Regions from separate parts of the Mus musculus genome. Here regions 2 and 3 are each linked to region 1. Evidence: chromatin loops called from intact Hi-C (ENCODE). Cell type or tissue: heart. All regions are shown on one strand. Each heading gives the region's core, and the rest is flanking DNA. Links, peaks and the distances in the headings are about the cores only.

Region 1 (8,057 bases), core at 1,814-6,813:
AGCTACATTGCCAGTTAAGGGCAGCTGTGCTGACACGCCCTGTAATCCAGCAACTGAGCCGTTGAGATGAGATTATGGAGTTCAAGGCCAGCCTGAACTACACAGTATGAGACCATGCTTAAAAAAGGCTTCAACTATACACCGGGTCACAGACAAGGCACAAAAACTCGATGAAAGCTAAAAATATCTACAAAAGCCACTCTGGGCTAATGCTCCATTGCAAGCCTCAGATGCCACAGCAAACAGCAGCAGCTCTAACAGTCAAAGCACTGGAACACTTGGTTGAATGTCACCCATACATTGTCCCTGATAAAACAATACTCATGTCATTCTAGTAGGCATACCCAGTTAGTCAAAGAATGAAATGTGAAATGACCTTTTGATTCATGTAATCCTTTATACAAGTTTTCCAGAGGAATAACAACCAAAATAATATCTAGGCTCCTTTAAAAAGAACTTTAAAGACTATCACACAAATGCATGTCTGCTAGTTTTCACTATTTCCACTAAGTGGTTTTCCTTAGCGAAAGCTTCAAACTGCTTTTTTGCAGGAGGCCAACACCATTTCAACAGAAAGACTCCTGAATGATCTTCTAAGCTTCTTATGTCTTTGTCATTGTCAAGTAGCTTGAACTTTATACATACTACAGTGCCCTCTGAATGACCACACCTTGCTTCCCAAGGCTGGAGGACACCTCCAACTTAGACACGGTTAGCTCCGAAGACACTGTAGAAACCCACACAGAACAGAGCTGGGGAGGGAGGGAAGGAGCCCAGGCGTAGTAAATCCAAGCCAACCCCATGGCTGTGGCCATGGCCCTGTTACTATCCAACCCGACCCGACGGTGTTACTAGTTCTGTGGCCTCAGCTCAACGGAGCAGACAACACCGGGCTTGGCAAATGGCAGTGTTTAAGGCACAGCCGCTTCCATGGGAATAGAGTGAAGTCTCAAAGCAAGGGGGCATCACCCAACCTCTTGTTAACCCCAATATCTGAGTAAGAAATGCCTTTAAATGGGGTTCAAGGAAACAGATGCTACAAACAACCCATCACTAATTACCAATGCTACCTGTTGGCATTTAGTCTAGGCTCCGCCCACGGTTACTTAGCAACAGCCAAGTGTGCCTGACTGCTTGCCCCCTCCTCTCTCTTGCTCTTTCTTCTCTTGTTCCTGCTCTCTTATCCTCTTCCCCTCTCCCCATTCACTTCCCCCTCCACGTGCTCAAGGTTGGCTTCTACACCTCTTCTCCCTTCCTCTCAACTTTCCATGCCCTAAATAAACTCTATTCTATATTATCCCGTCCTGTGACTGGTACCTCAGAGGGAAAGGAATGCCTCAGCAAAGGCCCGCAGAGGCATGGCCTTCCTCCACATCTTACAACGCCTCCACCAAACACATCCCTGGCTTCTCCTTCTTTTTATAAAACACAACACTACCTGCTATCGTGATCAATATTGATAATAAAAGGGAGTTTGCTTTAAAACTATCTTACAATACTATGAAATCTGAATTTCTGTTTACAGTATACGCCACTAAGCTTCCATTCTGATGCTAGAGAAAAACAGATAATCAAGGTCTTTGAGAAACAGAAGAGTTAAAAAGATTCAATTATAAGTCACTATCACTCTAACTCATGTAGTCAAAGAAAAACTACAGCGCTCCATGAATCCTATTACACAGCTCTGCACTTCAGCTTAATTCCTGTTTTATTGTCTTGCCAACATGATTGCCAATTCCTTAAGCTTTACAGCTAGTCAAAAATTAAGTCTGCATTAAACACAAAATTAATATGTCTTTGGATTTAATTTTTTAAATTAATAGCAAAGTGCAATGTAGAAGGGAGTCAATGTACCAAAAAATTGAAACAGAAGATAAAACTCCATCAAAACAATGCTCAGTGTGTGTGTGTGTGTGTGTGTGTGTGTGTACAACAGTCACTGAACATTCCCCTGCTTGCCGCTCCCTTAAATAAAGTTAATTATTAGACCCATGGATCTGCGTTTTCAGAGACTATGATTTAAGTGCTTATTATGAACATTACACTTTGAGTAATCACTAACCCTGTGATCCCTCTGTTGATATGATGCCACGATGCTATTTTATACAGAATTATATCTAATTGTCCCCCAAAATAACTGATTTACCTTGTCTGTGACAGGGTCTCACAATTGTAGCTCTGGCTATCACGGAACTCACAATCCTGTCACAGTAACCAAGGCTGAGATTTCAGCCGAGAGCTACAACCCTGCCTGAAATTGAATTTCAAATGTAACTCTATGTTAAAAGATTCTGGTTAAGTACTGAAAACTAAGAATCCTATTGTGTAACTATTTCATGATAGCCTCCACGGCTGCAACACTGATTTCTGGCCGGTCAGACTCTTCTTCCTTCTCCACCTCTTGACCAAGGCAGGCATTCGACCGCTATTTACTTAGTGGGTTTGTAATCAACACTGACAATAAATAGCTGCTTGGCTTAGTATATATGCCCTCCCAAATGTAGATGTTATTAAACAGAATAAACAAAGTATTAAAATGCTAAATGTATAATAAGTAGTTTCAGTGACCAAAAAAGAAATAATTAAGAATGCATAAATGTATTCCATTAAACTATCTGAAAAATCTCAGGACTAGAAAAGTGACTTAAACATCTAAGGCCAATGCCCTCTGCCAAAACCCATGGGGATGCTACCTCCAGGGTGTATTATTATAAATGCATACGATTTAATATTCTGGTTAAATCATTTTTTTTTCAAATTGAAAGCGATCATTTATTTTTAAATAAAATTGCACTGTTCTCATCTACAGACTAACTTCTAATATTTAGTGAAAATGAGAAAAATGTCCCGCAGCTTACCAGATCCTTTTGTGTCAAATCACCTGGAAAGCTGGCAACTGAAGAGCCGAGAGCGCCTGTCTACATTAGCGCTGTCCTACTCTGCAGAATAGCTCTTTTCCTCCTTTCCTTTAAAAAAAACGTTATTCATTCTGCCAAGACTCACCACCAGAAGGGAAAGGACACCTCTGTTATTCGAAGTTGTGATCAAATTTTCAGAGAGACAAGTTGGCACACAGGTACAACCGCAGCAGATCCCAACAAAAGCAGCAAGCCACAAAAGCATTCTCTCAGCTCACTAAGAGTTCTTAACGTCATCTTCAAAGAAATGCCAATTTAACTACAAAAGTCTTCAACCAACCAAATCATTTCTGTAGACCTTACAGTAACCCAAAATCTCAAATTGAGCTGACGTGCCCAGTCTTCACCTAAGTTAATTTGCTCCTTGAAATCCCATGCCTGACATGAATAATTTGAAATTGGGTGGGTTTTTTTTTTTTAATTTTTTTTGACATGCTTTTTTGAAAAGGAACTTTTATAATTCGTGATGAAGCAGACAGATGGTATGGGACAAAGATCTACACAGCAGGAATCTCTGACTTGGACTTGCAGTCACTACTAAAAAAAGATAGACATTTCTCCTAGCATAAAGTCTTTGTCGCATTTCTCATCAGAACAGTAAGCTGTACTGAGGTTTGGACAATGTTCACTCTCGCTTTAATGTTTAAGGGAATGCTTTTCATTAATGCTTGAAAGCTCTGAGCTATATTGTACTTTACATCAAATTAGTTAGAGAATACCTATTGTAAAACTGTCAGCACATCTCTAACACGCCTTGTGTAGGCTCCACCTGCTCTATGCTGCCCACTATTGGGAATGTATTATGGTAATAAGAAATGTGATACTACCCACCGGGGTTACTTCAGTACAAAAGCATAAAAATATTCTCCTGCGGCTTGGGTGAGTGCTAAGACACAGACGGCATCCTTGCGAGGGATAAAGACTGAGCAGTCGTAGCTAAACTTATCAAATATGGTAGCCATCAGTAGGAACACACCGGACCAGGAACTATGTTGTGTTCCATGGGCCAGCAGCACTCACAGGGCGGGGCAGAAGATGGGCTGTGGAATGTGCAGAAGGCGACTGTTCAGTGCTCAGACGGAAATATGCAGGTGCCATCATAGTATCTCAACGAGTCACCACAGAACCACACAAGCACAATGGCTAATGCAACTGGAAGATGACACAGAAACCCAGATAAACTCCCCTCTGCCCTTAAGTTTTCCTTTCCAAGCAAATAACCAGATGGCTGCTTTTGGTCTCCTATTCCCTCCCCCCCCCCCCGCGCTGATTTCAGGAAAATTGAACTGCTCTGTGATCCATCCGATAACATCAACTTTTAGGTTTGTATTCACTAAACAGAGACTAGTCAAAGTGTTAAGAATTTAAATTCTATCCATCAGTAGACTTCCGTTTTGAGGATTACACCTCTTCTACAGAAAGCAACCCTAAAAAATTCCTGGAAAAGCTTTAAAAGGTTAGATTCCCTCCAAGCCTTTGACACTTTCTCTGAAAACCAAAATTGCTACTAAGTACGTGTGTGGATAGACACACACTCGTAGCATTCGCTGCCTTCCGAGTGTCAGCCTCCCCCTTGTAAAGGGCCGACATGTCATCCCTCCACTCTGCTCCTGGACCTGACAATCAAAGCCAAGCAGGCCAGTCCGCCTGCCTGCCTGCCCGGCGGCGCAGGAGTGGGGTGGAAGGACGCTCCGACGTCCACCTAGAGACATCAACAACGTACAGTAGTCCCAGGTTGGGCTCCGACGACTTTAAAAGTCAGGGCTCGTGCCGCCTCCGTCCCCACGGCGCCCGCGGCTGCAGGGCCCGTCCGCCGGGTCGCCTTGGGCCGCCACCGCGGGCATCGCCGATTCCGCCGCGGTCCTGGAGCCGGAAGGCCCTCCGCGGTCCCCGCGGGCGAGCGCGCACGACGACGGCGGCGGGCCCTCCCGGTCCTCGTCCCTCCGGATCCGGGGCCCGCGGTCACCCCGCCGCGAGTCCAGTCCAGCCCACCCCGCCTCTGCCTTCAGCTACCCTTCCCGTGGCGCGCGGCCTCGCTCGGAGAAGACGGAAGAGGACAGGGCGCGCCGGGCCAGGAGTCGCCGACGTCCTTGGCAACGCGGTCCTTCCCCCCCCCCCACACCCCACGCGGGCTTCCCCCCCGGGTCCGCTGCATCCTCGGCGGAGGTATTCCACGGTGACGGGTCTCTCGCCTCGCGCACAAGATGGGGCCCGGGGAGCGGCCGCCCGGCGGATCCATGGGCGCCGCCATTTTGTGAGGCGCGGCGGCCGGAGCTCGGCTGTGTGTAATGGTTGCAGAGAGTGACCCCCCTCTAGGGAATCCCCGGCGCTGACGGTTACGCAAGGGGCCGTGCGCAAGTGCGGAGCGCAGGGAATCCGCACAGCCCGGCCAGCCCGGCTCGCCGCTGCCCTTGAGGCGGCGGGGGAAGGGGCGGCCGCTGGCCCAGCCCGGCTCTCCCCACCAGCGCGCCTCGCCTCGCCTCGGGCCCGGCCGGCTTCTCCTCCTCCTCCTCGGCCAGGGTCTCCGCCCCTCACAGGCTTGCGAGGCACTCACTGGTCCTCGGGTGTCAGGAATTTGCTAGCCACACCTTATCCCGACCCCACTGAAGACATAAACTTTACTTGGGAAATAAACCCGTTTCCTAGAGTGAGTACCGGAAGCACGCTCCGCTCTATTACATAATTCTCTCTTTTTTTAATATACTCCTCCCCGTCACCCGATAGGTGCTCCCATCGGAAAGACTACCTGAAATAAACCCATCCAGACTCTTACCAGCTTGTGACCTTGGGCTAGTGACTTTGCCACTGGTGGCTGTCTCTAAAATGGGAATCCTAGTAGACCAAAGGAGAAGCATGAGGCTCTCCACATTTGCAGACCGGGGAGGGCTCCAACACCCGGGTAAATGCAAATTTAAGTGGTACTAAAAAAAAAAAAAGATACAAATTTTGAATTCCCTATGTACACATTTTCTTTTTTTTTAAACTGAAAGGGAAAAACATTTTGCCCTCTTTTTCAGATACTAGTGCAAAAAAAGACCTAAGCAGTGTTATTCTCAAAGTTGGGAGGTTATTTCCCAACAGGCGCGATTACCGTTTGCGTACCTCCGGGTTCGGTGCACCAAACCGACCAAAAAAGGGAGGACGAGTGAAAAGCCTTACTCTAGCTCCACAAAAGTAGGGCAGGCAGTTTCCAGCCTATTCGATCCTACAGTTTGTCAAAGTGAGTTTACGGCCCCATCATGGACCATGTGCTCGGCGGGCTTCGTGCTAGCACGATGAAGCCCGGAGGCCAACGCCTCCCGCTAGCAACGTCTCCAGAGGGGGCGAGCGGACTCGTCCGCGGCCGCCGGGGCTGCGCCGAGCGAGCCTGCTTCTCAGTGTGGCCGGAGGCCCGGCGGGCGCCGCCGGGGACGCGAACATCGCCTCCACCCCTAAGCCCGGAACAACCGGTAGTGGCCGTTTCCCCGCGCCGCCCCCCTTTCCGCCCGCTTTGTGTGCGTGTGAAATGTGCTGCACATTGCAGATGAACCCTAAGCCGGGCGAGCCGAGTCTATTGTTCCCCGCGAGGAGCCGCCGCGACCGTGTGGAGCCAGGCGCAGTGCCGCGGCCGGCCCTCGGGGGGCGCTGTGCGGCGCTGGCGGCCCGGCCGTGGCGGCGGCAGCAGAGAACGGGAGGCTGGCGGGCAGGCAGGCAGGCCGGCGGGCGGCGCGCAGCGGCTCGGCTGCCGCCGGAGCCTGTGCCCGGGGACGCCCGGGCCGCCGCCGCCGCCGCCGCGCGTGAATGTGTGCGAGGGCCCCGCGGAGCCGCGGCCCGGATCCACGCTGTCACCCCGCTCTCCACAAGCCACCACACAGACCTCCCCCTCCCCACGCGGCCCCGCCTGCCCCGGCCCCGCCGCGCCGCCGCCGCCGCCGCCGCCGCCGCAACTCCCAGGCCTGCGGCCGCCCGGGCCCCTCGCCTCGGCTCGCCCGGCCCCCGGTCGGCTCGTGCGCCCCCCGGCCGCAGCACCATGTTGAATCGCGTCCCCGGGCCGAGCCGCCAGGGCCGGCGGCGCTGAGAGGCGGCCCAGAGCCGGGCCGCGGGAGGCGGCGAGGCAGGGTGGGGGCCGCGCTCGCCCCGCGGCTCCGCGCCCGGCCGCCCGTCGCCTGCCCCTCTAGTTTCGCTCCCGTTTCTTTAAACTTTTTTAGAAATTCCCCTCCCTCCGGCCCTGCGCTCCCCCTGGCCTCCCGCTCCCTCCTTCCCCTCCTCCTCGCCTCCTCCCCCTCCCTCCTCCCTCCCTGCGCCGCCGCCGCCGCCGCCGCCGCCGCCGCCGCCGCCACCGCCGGCCCATGACTGAGCCCCGCCACCGCCGGCCGAGGAATGGGCTCCGGGCGCTGGTAGGGAGCGCGGGGAGCGGGGGCCGCGTTTGAACCGCGATCTGGGTTTTTTCGGGAGACCTCCTTTGGCAAAATAATGGCAAACTCGACGGGGAAGGCGCCTCCGGACGAGCGGAGGAAGGGACTGGCTTTCCTGGACGAGCTGCGGCAGTTCCACCACAGCAGAGGGTGAGAGCAGGACCGGGGGGGCAGCGCCGGGGCGAGCCGGGGCGAACGGGGGCCCGCCGCGGGCGCGGGGTCCCGGTGACAAGTGCGGGGCTTTCTGTCGCCCGCAGGTCGCCGTTTAAGAAGATCCCTGCGGTGGGTGGGAAGGAGCTGGATCTTCACGGGCTCTACACCAGAGTCACTACTTTAGGCGGATTCGCGAAGGTGAGTGGAAGTTTTAATTTGTATTTCCCTCTCGCTGGCCTGCTCGGAAAAGTCTGCTCCGACCCGGGAGCAGGCGCCCGGGGTCGGGGGGGCGATCGGCGGGACACACGGCGTTCTCGGCGCTCGCAGCCGGTGGCCCACGGAGGCGGCCGGCGGCGGGGCTGTTTTCGGCCTGGTGGCTCGCGTGCGCGCGGCGGGCGCGGGGCTTGGGCGGGCGGTGCGGCCCGGCGGCGGGGAGCGCCCTGCCCGGTGTCCGGCCGGCCCCGCGGGGTCTGAGCGGCGCGGCGGGGAGCGCGGGCGAGTGGAGTGCTCGCCCGCCGCCCGCCGAGCCCGCGGCCCGCCCGCCCGCCCGCGAGTCAGCGCTGCCGCCGCCGCCGCTGCCGCTCTAGCACAG
Region 2 (8,057 bases), core at 1,198-6,197, 450 kb before region 1:
GAAGGACATTGTGCTAAATAAATAAGGCAGAAAGGAAAGCCAAATACTGTTTATATGTGGAATCTGAAAATGTCAAACTCACTGAAGCAGAGCGCTGAACCGTGGTTGTCAGGCCCTGGAGGAGGGGGAATGGGCAGGTACCATCAGCTGGTTCTTAAAGTTGAGGTGAGTGAGTTCTAGGGGTGCGGTGCCCAGCAGGGTGGGAGGTGGTATATGTGCTAATGAACTTGACTGCAGTGATCGACCCAGGATGTATATGTGCAGCGAAGCCTTATGGTCCGTGAATGGGTTCGGTCTGTGCCAGTTGCATATTTTAAAAGGACCACCTGTGGTTTAAAGTCATGGGTTTAGAAATTTGTGATTTTATTCTCAGATGTGTTTGATTTGGAGGAATTGGATGAGCAAAATGGTTGGTGATCTGTGCTTCATCGTTGAGAACTGGGATTTGAGAACCCCACCTCTCCTGTGTCTCTGCATCAGCCAAATGAGACATTCTAGCTTCATTGCATTCCTTTCTTCCCACAGGCCCTGAGCTAGAAAAACACAGCAGCCGGATAAAACAGTTCTGCCCCGTGCTCACAAACCTTGTTTTCTCTGCCAGGACATTGTCTGCTTCCAGCGTGGGAAGCTTGCCCATCAGAGCCTTTTTTGGTTCACAGGTGGGTCCCAGGGTTTCCTGGTTGCTCTCCAGGAGACCTCTTACTAAGCTTGGCGGGATGGGACGTCCTTGAGGGTCACTATTCGGGATCCTTAGGTCATCGGAGGAGGATGAGCAAAATGGTCGGTGGTTTGTGCTTCATCGTTGAGAACTGGGGTTTGAGAACCCCACCTCTCCTGTGTCCCGTGTTCTAGATGAGCACTCTGAGACAGAGTCCTGTGCCCCTGCACAGCGAGTCACAGTGGCCCGTGAGTGGAATCCCGGGGTTTTCTTCTGTCTCTTTTCTACAATGCTTTATTTCCCTAGCTTGGGAATGCTACTTGGATTGGATGGATGCTACTTCCTTGAAACTCACTCAGGGCTCACTTCCTTCTTGTAATTACTTCCCAATTTGTCTTCCCAGTTCCTGCTGTCTATTTTCTGGTCCTTTGATAGCATTTCCTTCTTTGTAGGATGTTGGAATGGTGACTTTATTTTTTTTTTCCTGCTATGGTTTTGCGCCCCATTTTCTCTGCATATTCTTCTGTGCCCAGGGCTTTGATATAACACTTTTGAACTGTTTTGAGCTTCAAACACTCCATTTGCCTGCTTCTCCAAGAACGAAGTCTAGATTTGCTTCATGTGTCCCTGACTCTATCCTGCCTCCTATTCTGGTACCTTCTCTGTCTGTGGACGGACAGTGTTACCTCCTCCCCATCTCCAGAGTTGAAATACTACCTACATGAGGTGGGAACCGGTCCGGGTTTCTCCTTTGATATCTTTTTCTTTTTTCTTTTTGGATATCTTATTTATTTACATTTCAAATGTTATTCCCTTTCCCAGTTTCCACTCCTCAAACCCCCATCCCATCGCCTTCCCTCTGCTTCTGTGAGGGTGCCCCCCCCCCGATCGCCCTAGCATTCCCCTTCACTGGGGCATCAACCCTTCACAGGTCCAAGGGCCTCCCCTTCCACTGATGCCATCCTCTGTTACATGTGCAGCTGGAGCCATGGGTCCCACCATGTGTACTCTTTTGGTACCTTCATTCCTTCCAGAACCTGAGTTCTCCTTTCAAAATGATCTTGACTTTGTCTTCTCTGTCTCCACTTCAGTCAACCTTGTTAGCTGCCCCCAACAGTAGTCTACTGGCTGGTGTGCGATGCCCACTCTTGCATCAGGCAGCTCTGTGATGCTGGGGTACTCTGCTCTTGTCTGCCTCGCAGAATGCGTTTCATTGGAGTCCATCTGGATTCCTCTACTTCAGCTTGTTCCTCTTCTCTGCCTTCCTTTGGGGTCATATTGGCTGGGTATTGAGAGGTGTATTTGAGGGTGGCCTCTTTTCTCTTTTATGTTCTTTCAGTCTTGGTGACTGACCCCAAGGCATTGTCGTGAGCACACCCAAACCTTTTCTGCGATTGCACCATCGGTCTCCCCTCCTCCCCTAAAGCTTTTCTTTTTCCCCACAGTCAACTTCTGTCCCATTCTTTCAGGTTTCAGATGTCGTTCCTTTCCCCACCCTGCCCCAAATAGTTACCTGAGATATAGTCTGACATAGCAACCTGTTAATGTCCTTCTTTTCTCTAAGCAGAGTGAGTTCCCACAAAGGAACATCTTATGGTTGGTACACTGATACATCTTTTGCATGTAGCGTAGGGTCCGGCATATTGTAGGTACTGGCTCTCATGAGATGTTTGAAGTGAGCATGCACTCTCTCTCTCTTTATTTTCTTAGGCTTGATGATTGACCCCAGAGTGTACGTCTGCTTGTCAAGTGCTCTACCAATGAACTCTTTCTTCCTTTTTGTAAAAACGTGTTTGTTTATTTGTTCTGTGTGTGAATATGTATATACCTACATGAGTTTATGTGTACTGTGTCCTGAAGGACAAAAGAGGGCATCTGCTTCCCCTAGAATTAGAGTTACAGGCAGTTGTGAGCTGTCAGGGGGTATCAGGTGTGCCTTTCTAATCCACACACTGACACTGTAACTTATCTGTTTCTCAGGTTTAGGCACCATCCTTTGGTGCCAGCATTTAGTTTGCTTTCATCCCCTCCTGCCCCTTGCTTCTCAGTTCTCATTTTTTTGCCAGCTGTAATCATATTGTAATTGTACTGTAATTTGGATGAGATCAATATCCAGTGTTTACTTTATTGCAACTGTGGAATCTTCTCCACAGATGAACCGTTTAATATAGTTTGATTTACTTTTGCCTCTCATGGTTAGGTTGCACGGCCAATATTGACTTTTTTTTCATTGTTAATCTTTGATATAGTTATGAATAATTCAACCTCAAATTCTATACCAGTTGTAAATCTCTCTTCGATATAACCAGCCACACAGGGATTCTGTCAAGGTCATCTTTGGAGGAAGAGCCTCTGGAACCTTCCATTGCTCTCAGGGCAGAGAATGGTTTCCACTTAGCACCTTCCTGCCAGCTCCTTTAGGCTCTGTCTTGTAGGAGGGCCTTGCTATGTGTTGTCTTTCCTGTTGGTTGAGTGTTCCATGGACACATTTCCCAGGGCCTCACAGAGGAAGGCTGGAGTTGCAGAGATGGAAGAGACACGTCTGAAAATGCCTTCCTCTTCCTGGATTTTAACTGATGACCTTGCACTCAAGGATGTTTCTCCAGCTAGTTCTTGACAAGTTCTATGCATCAGACTCTGATCTTCTGTATATAAACCCTTTCCTCTGGGATTTTGTGGGCTTTTCTTTTTGAGTCCTGATTTAGATCCTGTTAACATGTGGAAACATTAGCAGATCCTTCGCTCTGGCCGGCCTTTCCTTTTCTTTTTTTAACTGTTGTCCTTGGCTGACCTGGAACTCACTGACTATGTAGACCAATGGTTCCCACGCTTCCCAGGGCTGTGACCTTTTCATATATTCCTCATGTTGTGCTGACCCCCCAGCCAGACATCATTTTTGTTGCTACTTCATGACTCTCTTGTTGCTACAGTTAAAATTGTAATGTAAATATCTGATACTCTACCCTGGGAAAGGGTCAGTCAGACCCCAAAGGGGCTGAGGACCACAGGGTGAGACCCCCATATAGACCATGCTGTCCTTGAACTCCCAGCAATCGGCCTGCCTCCCAAGTGCTGGGATTAAAGGTGTGCACCACCACGCCTGACCACTTTTTTTGGGGGGGGGGGAGAAAGTTTAATTTGGGGAGCAAAATAGCCTTTAATTCTAGAAAGAAAAAAAAAGTGTTATATGCTGGGATTTTTTTTTCTTTCTCTATCTCAGCTTGTGAATACTTCTGTCATCTGATATTGGCTCCCACACTTTGCACGATTGCTCTTTGATCTCTTGATCCAACTTAATGAGCATACCCGGAATTGGATGGCTCAAGCCTGCTGGTGACTTTAATTTCTGCCGCAGTTTGAGTTTTCATAGTTTTTTTTTTTTTTCTTTTTGGTCCTCCAAATGCTTCTTGCTTTGTGTCTCTTTTTGGTAATGTCTTTTGTTCTCGTGTGGATGCATTTGTCTCAGATGACCAGTCTGAAGATGTGTTCGTTCCTCCCTCCATTGGCGTCCCCTCCAACCCCCGAACCCCGACTTTTATCTAGAGAATTTTGCTGATTCCCCCTGCAGTTCCAGGCTTCCTTCACCGTGACTTGGCTGCACCGTTTGCTGTTAGAAACCCTCAGTGCTGGTATTTTTAGCTCTTTATTGCCCTCAGCTCCAGCTATTTATGAAATACTTCAACCAGAGTACAAGAGGCGAAGAAGAGAGGGAGGAGGTGGGCTGTGTGTGTGTGGGCTCTAGGCACTTGTGCAGGCTTCTTCCTGCCCTTAGCGTGGACTCTCTAACCCTTCCAAGGATGGAGGACTCATGTTAGATTTCTATGAGAAAACAGAAGCAGTTGGAGAGCTTGGTAGACATCTTGGACTGTCTTATCTGTCCCATCCCATCCCCTGTCACATCCCCCCCCCCCCAACAACCCACCAGGGTGGGAAAGAGAGAGGGGGGAGGGGGGAGGAATATTAACTGAGACAAAGAGGGAGAGGTGATATGTTAAATAGTCCCAGGATTTAAAACAAGAGATAACTGATTTTTAGTGGAATTTGGCTTATCCTTCTGCCCTCTGCCCCACCTTGGCCTTCAGTTCTAGAAGAACCTGTGTGGTTGAAATAAACTTGCCTCTGGCCCTTCCTCATTTAGGATGGGACTTCTCCAGTGCCTAAGCCAGTTGCTAAGTGCCTGTGTGTTGTCTTTCAAGCACAGGTCCCCATGTCCTCTGCCCTTGTTGGTTTATGTCCTGGTAGTTGAAGACTCACTGAAGGAGTGTCTCACAGAAACAAGCTGGGACTGCTGCTGAGCAGGCATGCAATCACACTTCTGTGCAGGCCCTGACTCCATTTCACTGGCTAGGGCTCTGTTGAATTGGGAGGAGAGGTGAGTGGAGGCTCTGGGCCGTTCCTAGATTGAGCCCCAGCTCTGCAAACATGCCCACTCTCTCCGAGCCTCTCTCCTCCCTGCCTTAAGACCAAGGACATGAAGCAGATGAGTGCAAGTCTCTCTTTATTCACCAGGCTTATTTTATTTAAGGAAATTAAGGTGCTCTGTAATTGAACATTAGCACAGGGAGCAGAGACCTACTGTAGTTGACAGAAGAAAACATGAAATTAAAGTTTTCCTCATATTACTCAATGCACTGATTCCAAAAACCCTTCAAGTTTTAACTAAAATGGCAACCCATGGTTCAGGAATCAGGAACTTGTAAAAGGTTAAATATTCTGAAGGTTCCCCCCACCCTCCCCGCCTTGGGCATTGTTAGCTGATGGCTAAGCACACTGGATTCATGTTCTCAGTACCCGGATGAAGTTTATTTCAATTGGGAAACTAAGAAAGCTAATAGTTGAGGGGTGAGTTTTCCCTTTGTCCTCTGGCAGTGGAGACATCCCCGGTAGCACCTGCCAGGAACTTTCCTTCCTGTGAGGGCTCTGTATGTGGGGATAATCGCCCTATCTGTAGATTCTTTTCTCTAAGTTACTTTTCTCAGTTGAGACGGAAGGCAGTGGGCATGGTCTGTCTTTGTGGTTTTGCCTGGATGGTTTGATCATTAACCCAGTAGAGGTCACCGCGGTCAGTACAGTGACTGAGGGGAAAGCTGGGTTGTGAAGTCCTTTACCCTGTGACCTGAAAACCAGAGATATCTTTCCTAGGGCAGGGTTGCACAGGTTGATCTTTACAGCAGAGCCACCCCTAGCCCAGTTGTCAGCCCAGACTCTCCTTGGCAAACTGCACGGATTATTCTGAGAGTTTAGCAAGCGGTGGTTATTTATTTGATTCTTGCACTGACATTTGGGAACCATTATTTTAGGGACGGGAGGCCAAAAAGCAACTCAGACTCTCAAGTATTTGCAGAACTCAGGGAAAGAAAAACAAGACAAAAGAAACAGAACAAAAAAAAAAAAAAAATCCAGTATGCCTGATCAGCTGACCCTCTCCTGTCAATCATTGTTCATACCCATTTCTCCTTCGCAGTGAGATCTCCTTGCTCAAAGGTGGTAGAAAGGTTGAGGAGCCTTGCCTCAGCATAGCTCTCCAAGGTGTGTGTGTGTGTGTGGTGCCAGGGAAATGCTAGTGATCCCCTCTCCCCCAAATAGACAGGAGCCGGTCTGATCCAACTCACAGTAGGGTCTTTATTCTATTTAAGCTAACTCAGGGCCCCCTCAATGCATTGCCATCATGCAGGATGGTTTTGGTAGTGGGGGAGCCCCGAATGTCTGTGGGGCAAGGCTTTATAGTAAGCGGCAAGCAGGAGTGGGTGTGCAAGCATATGATTGGAAAAGCTACTGTAGCCTTTAACATGATTGGCTGGTGCTGGGAGTCATATCATAAATGTAATTTCTGCTCCCCTCTGCATTGGTGGTCATTAGGCAGGTTTGTTGGGGGAATAACCTGGAGATGCTGGTCTTGTTGATGGTGTAACCTGGAGATGCTGGTCTTGTTGGGGATTAGCCTAGAGACTGGAGCTAAGCTCGGGTTTCGTGGGGGTGGGGGGGGGGAAGGCAGGGGGAGGGGCAACTTGGACACTAAAGCTAGGTACCAGCCTGTTAGTTTACATGAGTTCAAAATTCAGGTCAGGGTCTCTGAAATGGAGTCTGAATTTAAAAGCTTTGGCCTCTCATGTGAATAATACATATGTCATGTGTCATTTGAATAGTTTCAGTCACACACACTTTGTATTTCTCTAAGTGTAACGCATGTGTAGTGGGTGGTTGTAGTATGATTTCTCCGTCTTTCTTGTTTGAATGTTTGGACTTGTGCACGTGTGCACATGTGTGTGTGTGTGTGTGTGTGTGTGTGTGTGTGTGTGTATTTGCTCCTGTGGCTATGTGCATGTGCCATGTGGGTGTGTGTGCTTGTGGGGGCCAGAGGTTAGGTACCTTCCTCTATCTCTCCACCCTGGTGGTTTTTGTTTTGTTTTGTTTTGTTTTGGACCAGGTCTATCACTGATAAGCTAGGTTGGATGGCTTCTGAGAAGAGTCTGCCTCTCTGTCCCCCTGCCCCTCCTCCCCCCAGCCCTCAGGTTACAGATAAGTGCCACAAGTCCTTGTCCTTTCAAGTAGCCTCTAGGGATCCAGGCTCATATCCTTGTGCTTACTGACTGAGCCACCTCTCAGCTCCCTCAGCCCCGTTTTACACGTTAACTTTGTCTCCTGTCTATGCCTGCTCTCTTCAGTGACCCCTTCCGTTTTCCTTTCACTCTTTTCTCTGAATAGATTTGTGTGCGAGAGACTATTATCATATGGATGCATAAATATCATCTGCAAAGTCAATCGCAGGAAAGACTTAGAGTCTCTTTAGCTTTATGACTGTAAAGGATTCCGCTTCTTGCCATTGATTCAGCTTTTTTGCCATTGATCCTTTATTAGAGATCAATTAGAGTCGTATACAAAGACCTTGGCTGGGCCCTGAGGGTCTATCTCAGGCTAGGCCCTGAGGGTCTATCTCAGGCTAGGCCCTGAGGGTCTATCTCAGGATAGATGGATTTAACTGCTTTTCTCAAGACGCTTTTACTCTCTCGTTGAATTCTTTTTAAACTTTTAATTGACATTGTACTTGCATTCTTATGGGAAACAGGGTGACCCACACACATGTGTACACAGGTACACACACAGTCAGGTCAGCATAGCTGGTATGTTGTTGTTTATGTTGGGGACAGTCAGATTGGTATTGTTTTTGCACTGTGCTGTGGAACATTGGAAAACCTTATCTGATGGTGACCCTGTGCCTACTAACAGCCCTCACTAGGATACATTTTGGAGTCTCTGGCAACCACAATTTTGCTCTATTTCCATGAGTCCAGCATCTCTACTACTGCATAGAAGTAAAAAAAAAAAAAAAAAAGCATGCAGGCTGCCTTTCTGTGCCTGGCTAATCTCACTTAACATGATGTCCTCTAGTTCTGTCCCT
Region 3 (8,057 bases), core at 1,198-6,197, 150 kb before region 1:
CTCATGAGTGAATTAGCTATAGTGTCAGGAAAGGAGTTTATGCATGGAGTCAGCAACGTGGGCTTTAACTTCCCAGGTCGACAACTCTATTAGCAGCATGAGGTCCTAGTTAGCCAGCATCAGAGACTGACTGAGCCATTATCTGGGGTAACATACCAGTTCCTAGCAACAGGTAGATTCTATCACGCTAATTATAGTTCTAGTGTGGGGAAGGCAGCGTCATGTCCCTGCTAGAACTGATATTTACTGTGGATCTGGATTTGCCTTCTCTGAATGCAAGGCTTCTGATGAAAGTACCATCTATAGACTTAGAGAAACCTTAATATCTATCGTCACAGTATTCCCCACGGTATCACTTCTAACCCAGAAACGCATATCACATGCAAAGAATAGCAATATGTCTGTGATCATGGAATCCACTAGGCTTGTGTTCCCCACAGTCCCAAAGCATCTGGTTGATAGACAAGGGGACTTTTGGAGACTTGGTCACAGTGTCAGCAAGGGGCAACACCTTCCAAAGATGGGGTGTGGTTCCCTAGAGGCTATGCATGCCAGTCTATGGCCAAAAGTATCCAAGTAATAGAGTTGTTTCACTCATATCCAGAATGTATTGACCTAAAGCACTAAGAGATAGAAAAAGACCACCTGGCACCATTCACCATCACCCTTGGTGACCTACTGGCAAGACCTTTGCTTACCATTCCCAACACTTTATGCTCTGGTATAAGCCAAGCACCCTTAGCTCCAAAAAAGAGAAAGAGATGTGTTTCTACCAAGAGATACAATGATGGTTCCACTCAGCTGGAGGACGAAGTTGGTACCCAGCCCCTGGAACTCCTCCTACTTCAGAGTCAAATGGCAAATAAGGGAATTAAAATGCTGGAGGAGGTGATTGATGCAGTTTACTAGGGATAACTAGACTACTACCCCACAGTGGATGTAAGAAAAGGTATGTCCCATGAGAGCTCCTTGGAGATTCTCCCAGTGTTACCATACTCTGTGACTCGGATCAATGGAAAACAACAATCACCCAATCTAGAAAGGGCAATGGATGACTCAAACCCTTCCGGTATGAAGGCCTGGGTCACTACCAGGGAGAGAGTCCTGAACAGTTGAGGTGCTTGCAGAAGGCAAAGGGCAAACACTGAAGGGGTAGATGAAGAAGATACTACAAATGTCAGCTACACCACATGACCAGTTACATAAGACAGGACTGTAACAGTCATGAATATTTCCTCCCTATGTTGTGACAAACATGTCGGTGTGTTTGTAGATGCATGTGTATACACACATATATACTATATCAAATAAAGCAAATGTTTTTCTTCTCCTTCTCTTATTCCTGTGTCATGCAACATAGATGTATTTATATAGTACTAAAATATTATTAATTTTATGTCATAGTATTAAATTATGGGATATTAAGGAGAAAGAGCAATGTTAGCCAAAGATTTATTTCATCTTCTAGGATAAAAAAATGTATTATTGAATATACCCGGGGTCAATGTTATCATTTTAGGTCAAATTATGACCCACTGCCTTATTTGAAGATTAAGTACAATTTTTAAAAATGCTTGTATATGACAGGTTGGCAGAGGTGGACCTTCAGCTATGTTTCAACTTGACAGGGCTCAAGATAGTTATAAAATATGAATGGTGTCTGTGTGCGTGTTTCTAGAATAGGCCGGCGTTCTCAGTAAAGATCGGCTCCACCAACATCCTTTATAGCAAACACATGGGCAAATTCAAAAGACAGAGGAAGGACTCTCTTCAGGCTGTCTTCCAGAGCCAGAACACCTGTCTTTTCTGCCTAACACACCAGAGCTCCAGGTTCTTGTGTCCGGCAAGCCCCAACCCAGTTCTTAGGCCTCTGGCCTCAGAATAAATTTTATTCCCAGTTTTGAACTTTGCAAACAGCATACTGTGCAATTTCTCGGCCTGTACAGTTGTATGAGCCGTAAGTCCCACAGGCTCTTTGTCTCTGGAGATCTGTAACTTACTAGCTATTCAGTGCTGGAAATGCCGGAAATGGCTACAAATACAAACTTACCACCACCCTCCCTATTTGCCAGGCTTAACACAACTGCAGAGCAGGTCACTGGACCAGATGAGCATCTCATAGCTCGTTGGAATAAAAGGGAAAGAGGACCAGAGAAGACTTGTCAAAGGAGGGGTATTGAGCAATATGAGGACCTTGTGCCTTTATGTAGAATTTAGCAAAGCATTTTTTAACTGGGGCTCCAGGACTGGTCTTTCCTTGGCCTGTTCAGATGTCTCACTATTCCTACCTACAGTGAACACTTACTAACACAGATACACTATAGATTTGCTTATGAGCTCTGGCCCTGTGGAGATCCACAAGTCATTATATTTATCGTAGTGGGTCTTTGTGTGTGTGTGTGTGTGTGTGTGTGTGTGTGTGTTCACCTCACAGTCAATTTTCATCTCATTGGAAATAAGGTTACCCTAGTTGAGAACACATGGTCTCGGATACTTCATTTACCTGTGAGATGTAGCACTGATTTAACACAAGCTAAAACCTTCACGGTAAATAATTTAAAGGACATTTACTTTTCTGTGGTGACATGGGTGAGTGACCAGCTCTCCCAGCTCTCCCTGGTAGACACTTGCAGAGCCCAGCATCTCCGTGGAATCCCACATCCATCTTTGGAGAAAGTTTTCTCATACTGGGAGCCCAAATCTGGCACACCAACTCTTCATTTGGTAGTCCGACTTCTACCCTTTGTTGGCAAACAGAAGACATAAGGTCAGGAGCAACAGAGGCTAGGCAGAGAAGGAAGCACACAGTGGGTGGCTTGGTGGCTGAGAGTGAAATGGGTGAGGCAGCCCTTGCCCCTCACAGTGGTGAGCTGATAGGGTTGTTCAGGAGCAGTGAACTGAGAAAAGGGGTAAGCACAGTCCTGAGTTGGGAAATCATCCATGAAAGTCGGAAGCCAGGTGGGATGGTAAGACTCTGACTAGCCTCAGCTATCGGAACCCTCTGAGTGAACCACTCGGAGCTGGGGATGGATGCAAAAGCAAGAGGAATTTATTGTTCCAGCACACTGAGGTCATCCTGCACCGGAAGGAGAAGCTGTGACCCTGAGTGGCCTGGTCAGCGAGTTTTTATACATTTTCCAGGGGCAGAACAGAGCATCAGCAACTAGGCACAATATGATTGGCAGAACAGTGCGCCCTTTAAACTGATTGGTCTTTAGGGGCTTAATCACCCTCTCTCCTCCAGGAGGGAATGGGTGCCTGGTGGAATTTTCCAAAGATCCTGAGCTGCCCTCTTCAGGATAAGGATGAAAGCCATCACTTTTCCTCACAAGTTCCTTTAAGTGATCTAAGTTTTTGACCAAGTGCCTGCTCGTAGTAATTAAAATTGAAACAAATAAAGGATGGACTAAAAACCAATCACAGAGGCACACTGTCACTGACCGCTCAATTTGATCAAGTCACCTAATTTGGGATTGAAATTTGTCATATTAAAAAAAAAAAAGCTGGAGGTGCAAAATTTTCCATGTTTCCACGCCACATTAGGGCCTTTACACTGGACCTGCTGGGATGGGGGCCGCTCCCTGGGCCCCTGCTTAGCACAGTGTCATGTGCTCACCTCCACCACACCTCCCCCCTCTCCACGCTCTCCACCCTCTCCCCCCTCCTATACACACACACACGCACACACACACACACACACACACACACACACACACACACGAGGCAGTCCTCAGACACCTCCTCTGGGAATGCCAAGAATTTAAAGGGGAAATGTAGACTTCACTATTGTTTCTCCAATTACGGAACCAAAAGAACAGGAACGTAAGAACAAAACACAAGATGGCTGCATGCATTCTGCCCTTCCCATTGTGCACGCTTTAAATGGCGATGGGAAATGAGGGTGCTTGGGGTTTGGTAGGTTTTTTTTTCCTACCAGTTGGAATTAAAATGTTTATATTCTTTTTCTCTCCATCTCTAACATTCTCAGATCCCCATGACTTCGCCAAATCAGCTACCCTGTCTTGGCTTCTTATAAACGGAAGCCCAGATTGTTAGGAAGTTTCCTACCAGGCACCCCAGAGACCAATGACTGGTTGGGAACATTGTTGTGAGCAGAGGACAAGAGATGAAAAAGAGACATAGTTTTAAAAAAAAATTCCTCTGCATGATTCTGATGTGCATACCTCTCCCTTCCCCTCCCACCAGCATACTCTCTAACCCAGGAGTAGAAGCAAGCTGGCCATGCAAATGATAAAAATAAGGAGAGAAAATGAAAACAACAAACAACAACAATAAAAAAAAACAAAAAACAAAAACCACTTGGAAAGAGCCTAAGTTGCTATGTATTTGACCAGCAGTCCCTTTTAACTAGGGAATTTTTAGGCAAGAAACCCTAAACTTAGCAGATTTTATTCTGACAAATGAAAAATAAGTATGGTGTTCTATACAAGGTAGACAAACTCATCAGGACACTGCGCCCTGGTAAATGACTGGGAAACAGGCAGGTACCACAGGGAACACTAAGGGTAGCCTCTGAATGAAGAGGAAGAAAGAAAGAGAAAGAGGGAGAGGGAGAGAAATGGTGGAAGAGGTTTATGACACATAAAAGAGGACATGACCCTGAGCTGTGCCTTCTGGGGATGGAGGAGGGGAAGGGAGATGGGAGGGGGAGGAAGAGGGGAAGAGCAAAACACCAGGTGCAGCAGCCAAGAGGCCCACAGTACAAAGAGGGCAGGTATCCAAAACAGTTGGATTATATAGGGAACAAAAGCCCAGCCCCCTGGGCTGGAGAGTTCAGACTAGAAGACAGGGTATGCCAGCCAGGAGGGCCTGTAATAGGTAGGGACTGAGGGATTCTGGGAGGACCTGTTGGCCAGGTCCACTTTGATATGTTAACTAGTGACCTCAACCATTTGTCCCAGGTTTGAGACCTAACAGCCTCCTGAATCTCCCAAAGCCACAAGGCTTTGTTCAAATGTTGAAGGAATGAGAAACTCAAGAAAGGTTTTCAGCCACTAAGGGACAGGCTGGTGTTCTGCACCCGCTCAGTAGAAACCTTTATTTCCAACTTTCTGCCTCTCTCCCAAGGGGAGGCAAAGGGGTGGGGAGTGGGAGGGTGATGGATGGACAGATGGACAGCTGCCTTCTCTGGTTCAGAGTAGACATCCTTCAGTGACAAGGCCAGCCTGCTCAGGCCTCTACAACACCGATCCATTACAAACAGGCACCCAGGCCTTCCTACCTACCCCTGTGAAAACATCAGCCCCCAGATCAGGGCAGCCTTATTGAGGCAGAAGCTGGCAGAGAAAAGACAAAACCAGCCCGACGATTCAGGGTTCTCCTCTGGGTCACACAGTAAGAATGTAGATCTGGACTCTCGCTCTTCTGCGTTCTAGTTTATTGATCTTCCCAAGTCTTGCATTCTTCGACTGAGAAAATAGAGTGAGCACTGTTGTGTTGTGTGGACACCAACTGCTCCAACAGTGCATACCACTCCCTTCCACACAATCCTGTCTCTCTTCACAGCAGCCTTTAAAATCCGTTTCTGGGAGTGACAAGCTCTTGGTACTCCTCAGAAGTACCAAATAGGACACATGCTATTGGGGACCAACTCCACTGAAGGATCCTTTTATTCCCCCCTGATGTAATACAGTGTTTCCAGTGCCTATGTACAGCAATTCTGGGCTTAGCTCCAAGCTTGCAGAAACACAGGCAGGCAGAGGAAGGCTAAGGGTGTGGTGCCAACACTGTACTAGAGGCAGCTGTACTAGGCACAGCTTTGATCTGACAGGAGTAACTTAAGGATGGATGTCTTACTTCAGGAAAAGGCTGGCACATGGCCAAGAAATTGTGACAACCCCTCCAAGCACGAAGAGCAGGGGCCAGCATCAGTAAGTCTTTTCGAGGGCAGAAGATGATCCAGGTAATAAAATGGGGGACCAAGTGTAGATGTAAGGATGGCTTGGGCCCTCACTGGAACTAAAATGGCATCATGGCTTGTGTGCATTTCCTTTCGCTGCTATAATGAATTACTGTAAACTTAGTGGTCTAGTGGCTGGGGAGATGGCTCAGTGGTTAAGGTTACTAACTGCACTTACAGAGGACCCAGGTTTAGTTCCCAGCATCCAAATAAATAGTAGCTTACAATAGTCCCTAACTCCACTTCTAGGGGATATGGTGCTCCCTTCTGGACTCTGTGGTAGCAAGCACACACATGTTACACATATATACATGTAGACGAAAAGAAAGAGAAAAAAAAACCTTCAAGAGCATAAAATTTAAAAAGTAAATATTTTTAAAATGGAGGGAGGAATGTCGTGGTTAAAACAACACAAAAGAGTCTGGAGAGATGAACCGCCGGGAAATTTGTTGTTGCTCAAGCATGAGAATCTGAGTTTGGATTGGCAGAGCCCACATAAGGCCAAGCGAGGTGGGGCACGGTTGTGATCCCAGTCTCCTATGGCAAGATGGGAAACTCGAGTACCAGCTCGCCTGGTTTACACAGTGGTGACAAATGACCCTGTGTACAATGAGGCATTCTGTGAGGGCACCCAAGGTTCTCCTATGACCTTCATGTGTACTGTGGCATGTGTGTACACCCTTATATATGTGCACATGCAAACAAACACACACACACATACACACACACACCACATGGAGGCAGTAAAAATCCACAGACCTTATATAATGCTTAGGGTCAAAAATCCAAAATAGTCCTCGCCAGGCTAAAAGGGAGGTGTCAGTCTCTTGGCGGTCTTATCATCCACAGGCACTCACGGTCCTTGGCTTCTGGATGTATTCTCAGTCTTCATAGCCAACCATATTGGATCACACTCTTTTCACCCCACTGAATCTCTCTGGTTTTCTCGGTAGGTTTCATCTTCCACTTATAAGGACCCGTGTTTATTATCCTGAGGGAGGAGGGGCTTGTTTGTGTAGAGCTTAGAGTATGCAATCCTCCAACAGCTATAGTAGGCCAGCCTGCGGTGGTTCTATCTTTATTCGTGGCTTCTCACAAAGCACCAATCAGTAAGCAGAGACCCTGACGGGAACCAGATATCCATCCAGGCTGACCCTTGGTGACCTTTGCAAGCCAGTGGAGTCGCCATGTCCCAGCAATTCACACTTTCCAAACCAGCATGACCAGCTGCAGGCCAAGTGTTAGTCATAACTAATCTATCAAAAGAGGGGCATGGTACATCCAAATATAACAGGATCTTTGTTGTCCTGGCACCTAAAAACCCAGCTAGGAACGCCAATTCCATCTGAAACATCTTCGCTTTGCTGGGAGACTTAGCATCGTGACAAGCGCTGGGGACTGAGGCACGAGCTTCTCAGACAGGCCATTATTCTTCCTAGCACGCGTTATTTACTTATTTGTTATTTATAACAAATTCGAACTTTAAAATATTGTAGCTACAAAACTCATTCTATCAGGGCCCTCCTGGATGATTCAGGAGATAAAGAGCTCACCACCAAGCCCGAGGGCCGGATTCTGTCCCTGGGAGACACGTGGTAGGAGAGCACTGATTCCACAAGATTGCCTCTGACTTCCATGAACACCCTACACATGCGCCCATCATATGCTAACTAAATAAATAAAGTAAAAAGTTTATTACGTCTGATTTCTCTGGTGACTCTGAAGTTGATGAACAACGCCAGTAATTTAAAACACACACATACACACAAATAAAATAAAATAAAACCTTCAAGAGCATTCATTTATATATTTTTAATTTATTTGGAAAACTTAAAACGATTACTAAGAAAAAGTTTTTTTTTAAAGAAAAATGTCTATAACCCAAGCACGCACAACTGTTACATATTGACACATTACCTTCAACCCTTTTTTTTGCATTTTTCCACATAATTGATACAAATGTTTATGTTGCTAAACACGGTTATATCAGTATTTGCAGTTTATAAGCTCTGTCGATTTTTAAGTTGCAATGGCTGCAGATGACAACTGCAGCAGCAAGTGGCCATTCACTTGGCCACTACCGTCAGACATTTGACGTATTAAACACAGTGAAGGACAACAGACTATAAACCTCTTT

The links. Hi-C counts contacts between places; a loop is a spot of excess contacts. Peaks named below come from ENCODE experiments on the same cell type or tissue, not always from the same donor. Only the 100,000 strongest peaks of a DNase experiment are listed, where the experiment ranks them.
Region 2: a loop joins it to region 1, with 2.5 times the contacts of the local background. A loop is called at or near these places in 2 of 42 quality-filtered maps.
Region 3: a loop joins it to region 1, with 2.2 times the contacts of the local background. A loop is called at or near these places in 2 of 42 quality-filtered maps.

The regions. Positions count from the first base shown.
Region 1 is chr15:96,280,325-96,288,381 of GRCm38, forward strand. Gm38469 reads right to left here and starts at 7,074. Exons shown (of 3, transcript XM_011245785.3): 1 at 5,692-7,074. The coding sequence starts at 6,929. The coding sequence ends at 6,186. Arid2 (AT rich interactive domain 2 (ARID, RFX-like)) reads left to right here and starts at 7,198. Exons shown (of 21, transcript NM_175251.4): 1 at 7,198-7,462; 2 at 7,570-7,663. The coding sequence starts at 7,371. In heart, for the core only: CTCF peaks have their summits at 3,705 and 6,484; DNase peaks (open chromatin) are centred at 3,917, 5,317 and 6,427; H3K4me3 peaks cover 4,505 bases; H3K27ac peaks cover 3,095 bases.
Region 2 is chr15:95,832,896-95,840,952 of GRCm38, forward strand. All of the region lies in intron 1 of Ano6 (anoctamin 6), which reads left to right. Among named protein-coding and RNA genes, the nearest start is that of Gm17546, 6.9 kb to the left of the region's middle. In heart, for the core only: a CTCF peak has its summit at 3,954; DNase peaks (open chromatin) are centred at 3,286 and 3,396; H3K4me3 peaks cover 668 bases; H3K27ac peaks cover 2,917 bases.
Region 3 is chr15:96,127,100-96,135,156 of GRCm38, forward strand. Gm38469 reads right to left here. Exons shown (of 3, transcript XM_011245785.3): 3 at 7,718-8,057. Among named protein-coding and RNA genes, the nearest start is that of 2610037D02Rik, 67 kb to the right of the region's middle. In heart, for the core only: a CTCF peak has its summit at 3,292 (motif pointing left); no DNase peak of the experiment used is centred there.